Regions from separate parts of the Homo sapiens genome. Here region 2 is linked to region 1. A link is a contact called in ENCODE Hi-C data. All regions are on one chromosome and are shown on one strand. The core of a region is the stretch at or near the end of the contact, and the rest is flanking DNA. Distances in the headings are between cores, read along the strand shown.

Evidence for each region. A loop is a pair of places that touch in the nucleus more often than their neighbours do. Pooled maps may share reads with other maps.
Region 2: a loop to region 1 is called in a map of HepG2, with 4 times the contacts of the local background. The contact joins two enhancer-like sites. A Hi-C loop is called at or near these places in 2 of 168 maps with a recorded cell type or tissue (HepG2 and mammary epithelial cell) and 9 of 50 pooled maps.

What each region holds. Positions count from the first base shown.
Region 1 is chr14:99,317,646-99,323,240 of GRCh38, forward strand. No RefSeq gene overlaps it. Among named protein-coding and RNA genes, the nearest start is that of BCL11B, 48 kb to the left of the region's middle. RefSeq lists enhancers at 590-1,316, 2,612-3,240, 3,241-3,868, 4,931-5,595. Within about 2 kb of position 2,971, at least 4 of the 41 ENCODE cell types and tissues checked have a DNase peak (open chromatin) inside an H3K27ac peak, as active enhancers do.
Region 2 is chr14:99,375,986-99,381,580 of GRCh38, forward strand. No RefSeq gene overlaps it. Among named protein-coding and RNA genes, the nearest start is that of SETD3, 100 kb to the right of the region's middle. RefSeq lists an enhancer at 2,787-3,081. Within about 2 kb of position 3,131, at least 2 of the 41 ENCODE cell types and tissues checked have a DNase peak (open chromatin) inside an H3K27ac peak, as active enhancers do.

The DNA.
Region 1 (5,595 bases), core at 1,721-4,220:
AGTCCCTAAATGGTCCCAGGTGACTCAGAGGTGCCTGTGCCCATCAACTGCCTCACTCTCTGATCACAGCAGTTGTCACCGTACAGAAGAAGAACAGATCAGGAGGAATGGAGCCAATCCAACCCCATGCCCACCTCCCGAGGCACTGGCTTGTGGACAGGGGGAAATGCGTTTGAGGTCGACAAGGATGGGATGAGTCTGGATCCGATTAGCCTTCCAATCCCTTTCCTCCACATCACTGGGCAGCCATGGGTCTCTGCTGGCAGAATTTCCCCCTCTCTGGCCATACAGGGTTGGGGCCCCAGCCAAGCCCTCACTAGCCCTGCTGATAAAGTTACCTTCCGGGCCTGGGGCAGAGGGTCAGGAAAAGCCAGCAGCAGTTTGAAGAAGGTTATGGTCTTAGGGACCTGCACAAGGGTGGGGCATGGGGAGGGGGAAAGATAAGAGTGGACAATAAAAGATAGGCAGAAAGAGACAGTGAGGGGGAGCTGGCATGGAAACCTGGCCCCTGTGGTGCCATTTCTTAATAACCCATACAGGGCATGAGAGCCTTATCACGCCCTCCCAATCTGTAAATGATCATCCAGAGTCCACCAGTGGCCCCTGAAACGACAGCTGTGCTGGCCACACAATGGGAACTGAGCCAGGGATGGAGAGGCAGGGAAGCTGGGTTCCTGGCCAGGAGGTCCTGAGCTGGCAGCTGCTGAGTGACAGGACCCTGGATGTTTCCTGCAAAGTGTGTTCTCTTCTAGGCCAAGGCAGCCTCTGTCCAGGTGCGGGAGAGAAGCTGTCACCTCCCGGGCAGGTGACAGTCCAAGGCAATGCAGGCTGTCAGGGGTTATTCCTTGTAGCTTAAAATGTCACTGCACCACAAGGTTTCACATGCCATGGGACAGTGCTCTGTGCACCTCTGTGAATAACTCAACTGCAGCCCAAACAGCCATGGCACACAGTAGGTGTGCGCTAAATGGTGGCTACTGTGATCATTCATTGCGCTCCTTGCAGTGGGCCTGTAGGATGTGTCTCTTGGGGGCACGGTGAGAATGCATCTGGTGGGCCCCTGACCTCCAGGGGCTCATTCGACCTATGGCTTCCTGCCCCTGCTGTGCTCTGAAATCCATCACCGCATTCTTGACAAGGCCAAGACCTGGCTTCCCACAGGCCACTCCCAGCCAAGGGCCAAGCACACCCCGTCTTTGTGCTCACCCTGGAGCCCCGCAGGCCTGGCTGCCTCTCCCCAGGGTCTTCCTGAAATATGTGAGAATGTCGCAGATACGGAGTGAGGCTTCTCTTGGCACCCTGGAACTGGCAGCCAGGGCCCAAAGCCACCTGAGGGGATTCTCTGTGTGCCACGACCTCCTCGTCCCATGGTTCATTCTCTGCCCTTCTCTGTCCTGCCTAAGGCCCAGGGGCAGACCTCACTCACGGCCTATACCACCTGGGGGACTCAGCCCTCTGGCTCCTGTCAGGCCCAGAGATGGGAAGCCCAGACTGGAGATGGGCAGAGAGAGAGGTCTGGGTATTTCTCCCCTGCTCCCTCCTTGGCTCAGCACCAAGATCCTCACAATGGCCTTGTCCTGTGACTCCAGCCTGTGTCGGGCCCCCTCCGGGTCTCCCTGGACTCTCCGTGCCTTCAGGCTGAGGGTCTCACAGCTTCCCACTGCAGCTGGCCCCTGGGTGAGGCCAGCTTTAAACCCGCTCCCACCTCTGCAAAAAGTCCCTGTGTTATACTCCCTTCTTGTGTGGGATTTTGTTCAAGGCAGGATCCGAACTGGTAGAACCACCATGATGAGGTGGCTCTGCATGTCTCCAAACCTCAGTTTCCTCATCTATAAAATCATAGACCGGGCATGGTGGGTCACGCTTGTAATCCCATCACTTTGGGAGGCCGAAGTGGGCGGATCACTAGTTCAGGAGTTTGAGACCAGCCTGACCAACATGGTGAAACCCCGTCTCTACTAAAAATACAAAAATTAGCCAGGCGTGGTGGCGGGTGCCTGTAATCCCAGCTACTCAGGAGGCTGAGGCAGGAGAATCGCTTGAACCCAGGAGGCAGAGGTTGCAGTGAGCTGAGATCTCACCACTGCACTCCAGCCTGGGTGACAGAGTGAGACCCCACCTAAAAAAATAAGGTCCTATGGGAATCATAATACCCCTTACCCCTGTCTTACACTGAGGATCGAATGGCTGGGAATATCCGTCTCCCCACGCGGGCTGTGGGCCTCCGAGGGCACAGACGCTGCCGTATTTTCCCTGCTAGCGTCTAGACAAAGCCTGGCATAGGAGGGAAGTCCTGGGAAGTGTTTTCTTAGCAAATGAATACAGTTATTCTACTTTACTTAATAATGTTTGACTTGTGATTTTTAAATAAAAGGTCAAAACATACAGATGAATTGCATCTTGTGGAAACCCAAATTTTAAGGGTTCCCTGCAGCATGGCGTGACAACGTGGAGTCTCAGTGAACCCACAGCACTGGTATTCAGGGAAATTCCCCTCCCTGCCCATTTTAAAACCCATGCAGAAAGCACCTAGCTCAATGTGGGTGTGGCCGAGGGCACTGCAAACTCTTCCTGCTCTCGCCACCAGGGGGCGCCACGCTAGCTGCTGAACCCTGGTCCTCCTGCCCCGCTCCACGTTGCACCAGGGTCGCTGTGCGCCGAGTGGCGGGCAGCGCCCGGGCACCAGGGTGGGAGTGGAGACTTCTGGGAGGGGCACAGGGTGGACTCGCCCCATCGGCTGAGTTGAATGGACTGAGGTGGCAGATGGGTTAGGAAGTATCACTCCCAAGGAAGTCAGGAGGCTTCTTGGGACACAGGGATGCCAGTGTCGGAGAGCCAGGGGCAGCTGCGCGGCGTTGCCTGCGGAGCCCTGCACACAGGGAGTGATTGGGGGCGGGGCGGGGCGGGGGTGGGGAGAAGGCGCACCCCCTCCGCAGGCCTTGGGGCTGGGAGGCCGAGGAGAGGTGGCCCGTGGGAGTCAGCGCTTGGGCAGCTGCCTGACTGACCGACCACAGGTGAGAAAACGCCCCGGCGCTAAGCGTAGGCCGAGTTCGCACCTCCACCCACCCGTGTGGCCTCTGCATCTACTTCCTCCCCTGACAGCCTTCAACAGTCAGGGCCCTGACCCCTCACGCTATCAGAGCCCCAGGAGGGGGTTCAGTGGGGAGGGTGAGCTTGCGCTGACCAGACACGCCAGATGGCCAATGGGCAGCTCCTTCCAAGGACCCGGGCACCCCACCCAGGCACACCTTCCCCACAGGGCTGCTGCACCTGCTCCGCCCAGCTGGGGTTCAACAGGAGGTCATGGTCCCGCTCATGTTCAAAGTGCAGGGCTCCGAGCCCCCAGCCAGCCCAGAGGAGGCCTCCCCTGTTTCCCAGGACGCTCTGCGGTGATGCCAAGGTCCCGGGCCACCTCCTCAGGCGCTCCATTGCTCTTCTCAGCCAGCGTGGGTGTGGATGTCACAACCACGTGGCACTGCCACCAAATCACACATGTGCCCATGCCGTCCTCACCCACCCTCAGTGATCAGCAGGTTCCTGGGCACACGGCTGGCTCCTGTGCAGCACCCGCAGGCTCGGGTCCTCGCCCAAACACAACCCAGGCACTACCGACCGTGCTCGGCAGGACCGGCCTTCACGCATTGTTCGCTCACCCAAGGTTTATTAAGGGTGGACACACATGCACACGTGCATGCACACTCACAGCCATGCACCCACGCACATGCATTCACACTCACGCACATGCATTCACACCCACGCACATGCACTCACACTCGCACCCACACACATGCACTCACACCCAGACACCCACGCACCCATGCACACACACACCCACACACACCTATACACATGCGCTCACACACACCCATACTCACAATTCAAGCATACTTATACATGTACTAACACTCCCACACACCCATGCACATGTACTCACACTAACACACGCACGCTCACACATGTACTGTCATACACACACGTACTCACACTCATGCACACACACACCCCTCACCCACAGGCACACCAAGAGCCCTGGGGGAGAAGAGTCTGAGAGGTTTCAGGCCCTGTTGCAGGATGTGTCTGCAGCCCCATTCTCTGTCTTCCCCACTCTCTGGTCCAGCCCTTGAGAGCAAGGACATTCCCTTCCTCTCTGTGCCAAGACACCCTCCCCAGTTCAGGCCCCAGGATGAGCAAATCACACTCCTTCCCCAGCAAACACTTTGGTCACCCTGGCCTGGTTACTGAAGCCTCTTCAGGAATCAAAGTGGCTCTGTGCTCCTGGACAGAGAACCTGACTGCAGGCTGATGGCCTGGGCTCACATCCTGTCCTCACCTGTCTGTTACTAACTGTAAGATCTTGGGCAAAACCCATCTAACATTTCTGAGCTTCAATTTCATTCCAAATACATAGAGGAAAACACACCTCTGTCGCCTCTTCTACTCTGACCTAATTGCACTTTATTTCAACTGCCACCTCCTCCTGGAAGCTCTCCTTGATCTCCCAGGCAGAGTCAATGCCTCCCTCTCTGGCCACATCATCCCCTATCACCTCCTGTTTCTGTCTCTGCCTGCTTGCCACGACCCCCTGAAGGCAGAGGCTGACGAGACCCCAATGCCCCTCACCAAAGCCACCCAGAGCCAGGCTGCAAAGCCCCCATCACTGACCATAGAAGGCACCGGAGGAAACCAGAAGGAGAGGGGGGACGGCCAGGCTGCGTGGGGGAGCCTCTGTCTCCCAAGCTGCATCTCCCGGCAACATGGAGGACGCTGATCTTCCACGTGTTTCGCTCTCTCCTCCCGCCCTGGCATTTGCCTGAAGATCAAACTTTGGGCTCGGCAGTGACCCCAGGACTCCATGGTTCTCTCTTCCTTCCAAGGCTCCAGGAAGCATCTTCTTACTCCAAGAAGTTTGGATCCTGCAGGGGAGATTCCTGGGGACTCTGTGAAGGGGACTCCCCCTCCCCACCGCAGTTCTCCCTCCCAGTCAGCCCTGTTCCCTGCCTCCAGTTCCCTGGGGGAGAAGAGAGGGTTTGGAAGAAGGTCTGGGAAGAGGCTGGGTGGCCTGAGACAAGGCCAGCCCCTGGCTCTGTCCAGCCGGTGTCCCCAGCCCTCCCCGCCCCCTGACGTGCACCTGGCCCTTGGCTCCTGACCTCTTCTTCCGGGGTCTTATGCAGTGCTGGTGCCCCTCCAAGCTCCTGCCTGCTGCATCTCCGACCCAGGCCCTGTCCCTGTGGACGGTGCTGGATGCCGGCCTCTGTGAGTCGTGTCCTAGCCTGATCCAGCCCCTCCTGACCCCAGGCCGGACATACCCAGTGCTCTGCCTGGCTGCCCTAGCCCAAAAAAGAACGTCTGGACACGTTCCTCCCTACCAAGCTGACGATGCGTCATCTGGAAAATCGTCTTGGCAAAGGCTGGTCTCCAGCCCTGTAGGAGTGAAGAGCAGAGACCACAGATCGGGACAGTGAGGTTTGAGCTTGGCCTCCCTGTGACGTCACCGCGGAACATGGGATTCTGTGTCCTCATCTGCGGAATGGGGACATTACCCAACCCAGGGCAGGTGCAGAAGCCCAAAGGACATATGTGCCCAGCCCCTCCCTC
Region 2 (5,595 bases), core at 1,881-4,380, 58 kb after region 1:
CATCATATTTAACAAACTAAGGATTATTATCCAAAACATATAAAGAATTCCTTCAATAAAAAGTAGGAAAGATAGGCCAGGCACGGTGGCTCACACCTGTAATCCCAGCACTTTGGGACGCCAAGGTGGGCGGATCACCTGAGGTCAGGAGTTCGAGACCAGCCTGGCCAACATGGTGAAACCCCATCTCTACTAAAATACAAAAATTAGCCGGGTGTGGTGGCACATGCCTGTAATCCCAGCTTCTTGGGAGGCTGAGGAGAATTGCTTGAACCTGGGAGGCAGAGGTTGCAGTAGTCCCAGCTACTGGGGGCGGGGGGCTGAAGCAGGAGGAGCCTTGAAGGTCAAGGATGTAGTGAGTCCTGATCAAGCCACTGCACTCCAGCCTGGGTGACAGAACAAGACCCTGAAAGAAACAAGAAAGGAAGGCAGAAAAGAAGGAAGGAAGGAAGGAAGGAAGGAAGGAAGGAAGGGAGGGAGGGAGGGAGGGAGGGAGGGAGGGAGGGAAGGGGAAGGGAGGGGAGCGGGGAGGGAAGGGAGAGAGGCAGATAAGGAGGGAGGGAGGGAAGGAAGGGGAGGGGAGGGAAAGGGAGGGGAGGGGAGGGGAAGGGAGGGGAGGGGAGGGAGGGAAGGGAGGGAAGGAGGGAAGGGAGGGGAGGAGAGGGGAGGGGAGGGGAGGGAAAGGGAGGGAAGGGAGGGAGGGAGGGAGGGAAGGGAGGGGAGGAGGGAGGGAGGGAGGAATGGAAGGGAGGAAAGGAGGGAGGGAGGGAGGGAAGCTTTAGAGGTGTGCAGTGTGTGTGAATGAGGGGGCCTGGAAGACCGGGGCGCAGGAGGAATGAGCACACCCAGCCTCCAGCTCTTGGTTCCTAATACTGTGCTCCACTAAAGGAGATGGCACTCCCCAGGGAGCTGGTGGACTGAGGCCGGGGTGTAGAGAGTACAAAATAAAGCAGGGCATCTTGTTGTAAGAGGAGGTATGAAAGTGCTCAGAGAATGAGGGACAGCCAAGGGCCAGCCTGGAAGGCAGCCCACGCCAAGTCAGAAGCAAGGGGGGCACTGAAACCCTAACCTAATCCTAACCCTAACCTGGTATTAATAGACCAGGCAGGGGATATCTACGTATTACACATGATCTATGCTCAAACACACACACACACAAAATGTAACCACCACCACCTACACACACACACACACACACACACACACACAGAGACACTTATTAATTACAAAGGAGAAAAGAGTAACTCCACAGCTGGCAAGTCTGGCAGAAGCCAATCAAATGATCACATCACACTCTGGGACCACTGATAGGATGCAGGGAGCAGAACACGATGTCACTTCTGTCGTATCCCTGAAAAGATGCAGAGCCTGAATCTAATCATGAGGACGCAAGAGACAAGCCCCCATGGAGTGGGGGGCATCCTGTAAATAGCAGGCCAGGTAGTACATGGAAGTGTCAAAGTCATCAAGGAATGACCGCACAGCCGTTCCAGGTTGAAGAAGACTAAAGAGGCCTGATGGCTAAATGCTAGGCTTGATTCTTCCTGGGGCCGTTAGTGAAGCTCAGATGGGATCTGAGGACTGGATGGGACTCGTGAATCAGTGTTAGCTTTCTCACTTAGATGGCCATAGTGCGATTAAGCAAGAGAGTGTCCTTGTTTGTAGAAAAGGCAGAGGAGGCCGGGCGCGGTGGCTCACACCTGTAATCCCAGCACTTTGGGAGGCAAAGGCAGGCAGATCACCTGAGGTCAGGAGTTCAAGACCAGCCTGACCAACATGGTGAAACCCTGTCTCTACTAAAAATACAAAATGAGCCAGGTATGGTGGCGCATGCCTGTAATCCCAGCTACTTGGGAGGCTGAGGCAGGAGAATCGCTTGAACCCAGGAGGCAAAGGTTGCAGTGAGCCGAGAACGTGCCACTGCACTCCAGCCTGGGAAACAAGAGCAAAACTCCATCAAAAGAAAGAAAGAAAGAGAGAGAGAGAGAGAGAGAGGAGAAAAGGCAGAGGTAAGGCTTTTTTTTTTTTTAAAGAGGAGAGAGGACGATGGACCATCGTGTCAGCCCCTTCAAATACGGAGTTCAAGTTCTCCGGGCTAGTCTTACCTGGCTCATGGCTCTAGCTGAGGAGACAGCAGCCACCCAGAAGGAACCGCTGGGTCTGTCTCCCCATCGAGGTGCTGGCACAGGGTGGGCACTTAAGGAATCGTCTTCCAAAAGGGAGTTTGGAGCTCACCACGCTAACCTGCGTATTCAGGAAGAGCTGTGCCCAAGAACATGTTCATCTCTTGATTCCTTGAGAGACAGGTCAGCATGGTGACTTTAAACAAAACCCTGGGCCAGGCATGGTGGCTCACATCTGTAATCCCAGCACTTTGGGAGGCTGAGGCAGGTGTATCACTTGAGGTCAGGAGTTCAAGACCAGCCTGGCCAACATGGTGAAACCCCGTCTCTACTAAAAATACAAAAATTAGCCAGGCCTGGCGGCGGATGCCTGTAATCCCAGCTACTCGGGAGGCTGAGGCAGGAGAATTGCTTGAACCCAGGAGGCGGAGGTTGCAGTGAGCCGATATTGCCCCACTACACTCCAGCCTGGGCAACAGAGCAAGACTCTGTCTTGGGAAAAAAACAAAACAAAACAAAACAAAAAAAACCCTGCACCAACCCTCACATCAACTTTCTTGTTTGAAAAACTTAAACAATAGGAATTGTTGGATTGGACTGGACAGTCTGTTGCAGCTACATGGGGAGGAAGTGAAGTCCCAGTCTCTGTCCCAGGGCCTTGCACCCCAACCTTGGAACCCTAGACCATCCCCTTTCCACTCTGTGATCTCTGAAGCTCCTACTTCCCAGGCCCTGGGGTAGGCCAGCCCTCAAGCCAGCCGCTGCTGGTGAGTCAGACATGGCCCCGCCTTCAGTCTGGCTTGGGGGAGCAGACCCGTAAACAACCAGGCCACATGGGACACACGCCTGGGGGACCTCGGGAGAGGAAAGAAAGACCGGCAGCTGCCCTGGGTTCAAACAGCAAAGCCAGTAGACTCGGCTTTGAGGCAAGGTTCATCTGGCTAGTTTGTTCATGCATCCCTGGTACTGGCACAGTGCTGGGCAGACACAAAAAAGCAACAAGTACTCCAGCTGGGCAGGTGCGTCTCTTCTCTGTGCTGAGCACTCCACAAAAGTATTTGATGTGAGTCATAAAACAGCCGTGTGAAATAGGTACTATTGCTCTCCCATTTTTTTTTCTTTTTTCTTTTCTTTTTTTTTTTTTTTTTTTTTTGGACAGTCTTACTCTGTCACCCAGGCTGGAGTGCAATGACGTGATCTCGACTCACTGGGTTCAAATGATTCTCCTGCCTCAGCCTCCTGAGTAGCTGGGATTACAGGTGCTGGCCACCATGCCCAGCTAATTTTGTATTTTTAGTAGAGACGGGGTTTCACCATGTTGTCCAGGCTGGTCTTGAACTCCTGATCTCAGGTGATCTGCCTGCCTCGGCCTCCCAAAATGCTGGGATTACAGGCAAAAGCCACAGCACCTGGCCCTTTGTTTTTCTTTTTCTTTCTTTCTTTCTTTTTTTTTTTTGAAACGAAGTTTCACTCTGTCACCCAGGCTGGAGTACAGTGGTACAATCTTGATCACTGCAACCTCTGCCTCCTGGGTTCAGGCAATTCTCCTGCCTCAGCCTCCCAAGTAGCTGAGATTACAGATGCATGCCACCATGCCAGGCTAATTTTTGTATTTTTAGTAGAGACGGGGTTTCACCATGTTGGCCAGGCTGGTCTCAAACTCCTGACCTCAGGTGATCTGCCCTCCTCAGTCTCCCAAAGTGCTGGGATTACAGGCATAAGCCACTGTGCCCGGCCTCCTCTGCCTTTTCTACAAACAAAGACACTGAGCCTGGCCTGCTGTCCCATTTTATAGATGACAAAGTTGAGGCACAGGAAGGTTAAGCTCCCTTGCCCAGGCAGCTGGGATTTGAACGCAGGCAATCCTGTTCTTCATGTTGCAAATGAATGAATGAATGAATGACCACATAAGCCAAGAGGCCCTTGCTGCAGTGTGTCCCAGACCCCGTCCTCCTTGGCCGCAGTGAGGGCCAGCATCAGTCGGCCACCAAGGCGCCCCTGCAACAGGGAAGGCTCTGATGATCACCCAGGTCCTGGCGTCAGCCCAGAAGGATTTACTCTTTTTTATTAAAAATGTCACGGGAAGTCCACTTGAACATTTGAAGTCAACGCCAAGAGTGCACACGTTTGATATTAATTAAAGCAAAAGATGACAGCCCCCAGGAAAAGAAGTAATTTTCTTCTCTTGGATAAATGACCTTTCAGGAGAGCTTGTTCTTCAATTCTTCTTGGTCATTACCAGAAATTACTGAGTATGTTCAATGGAGCTGCAATCACCAGCTCTGTTTGCAGCTTTCGGCCTCCCAGTAAGAGGAGGGTCTTCATTCCACGGGGACTCCTCACCAGGGACTGTTCCCTACTGGTTTCACCCGGCCAGGCCAACAGTGATGTCCTTGGTAAATCTGAGCCCTAAGGCCCCATTTGAAAGAATACTTTGCTTGGATCGCAGCACTCCTGCCACTCAGCAGCTCCCTGCAGCCACCTCTGGGTAAGTCCACCCAGCACAGCAGCTTCTCGGCAATGGCAACACCACCCCCTCACTTCCTGTGCTCTGGTCCCCTGGGCATGGCTACACCCTGATCTTGTCACCACCCCACCAAACAGCAACTCCAGCCTGCCCCTCCCTGACCACTCCCCCAGACAGAGACCCTGTTTCTGGGTCAGTTCTCATCACACCTCTGGGGCCCTCACCTGCCACTCGCCCAGCCAGGAGCCCTCAGATTCCCCATGCCCCTTCCCCCTTTTTCTTCAATCACCAACCAGTAGCTGGGGTTTGGCCAAGCGAGCTGAACTGCACTCTCCATGCCAGCACCTGAGCCGCAGACAGCAGCCCAGACAAGCTGTTCTTGCACGAAGGGATTTTCCTTTAACTTCGAGGCCACCCTTGCACACCCAGAGCCCCTCCCCGGGATGCTGGCTCTCTCCACAGCAGAGCCACCATTCCTCACCTCTCAATTATCCCCTCGTCCCCCCAAGCTGTGCCCACACCCCGCCCTCCCAGGCAACTGCAGCAGGCCAGCTTGGTGGTCACTTCTGCAGGGGAACAGTCATCAGTGTCCCCTGCGGCTGCCTGCTTTTCTAGACGCCCTCTCTCCTCTCGCCCCCGGGCCCCACCCTCCTGGTTCCTCCCACCTGTCTGCCAGATGCCTCTCTCATGATTGGCACTAAGTGTCAGACCCCAGAATCCTGAACCCTCTTCTCCATTCACCCCTGCACCAGGGGCATCCCAAACACACCTTCTGCGCCTCTGTGCACTGCTGCGGTCCTGACACGTGTCGGTCATGGGCTTGGCGGAGGGACAGACCAGACCCAGCCTTGACCCCTTCCAGTGCTGCTGCGTGCACGCGGGATACAGAAACAACCCAGTGTGGGGGCCCACCTGGAGGCTGCACCACTGCAGATGAGACTCTCTGGGTGACTGAGGGTCCCCAGTGCACCTTCCGGAAGCTCCCAAGCCCCTTCCCTGCAAGCC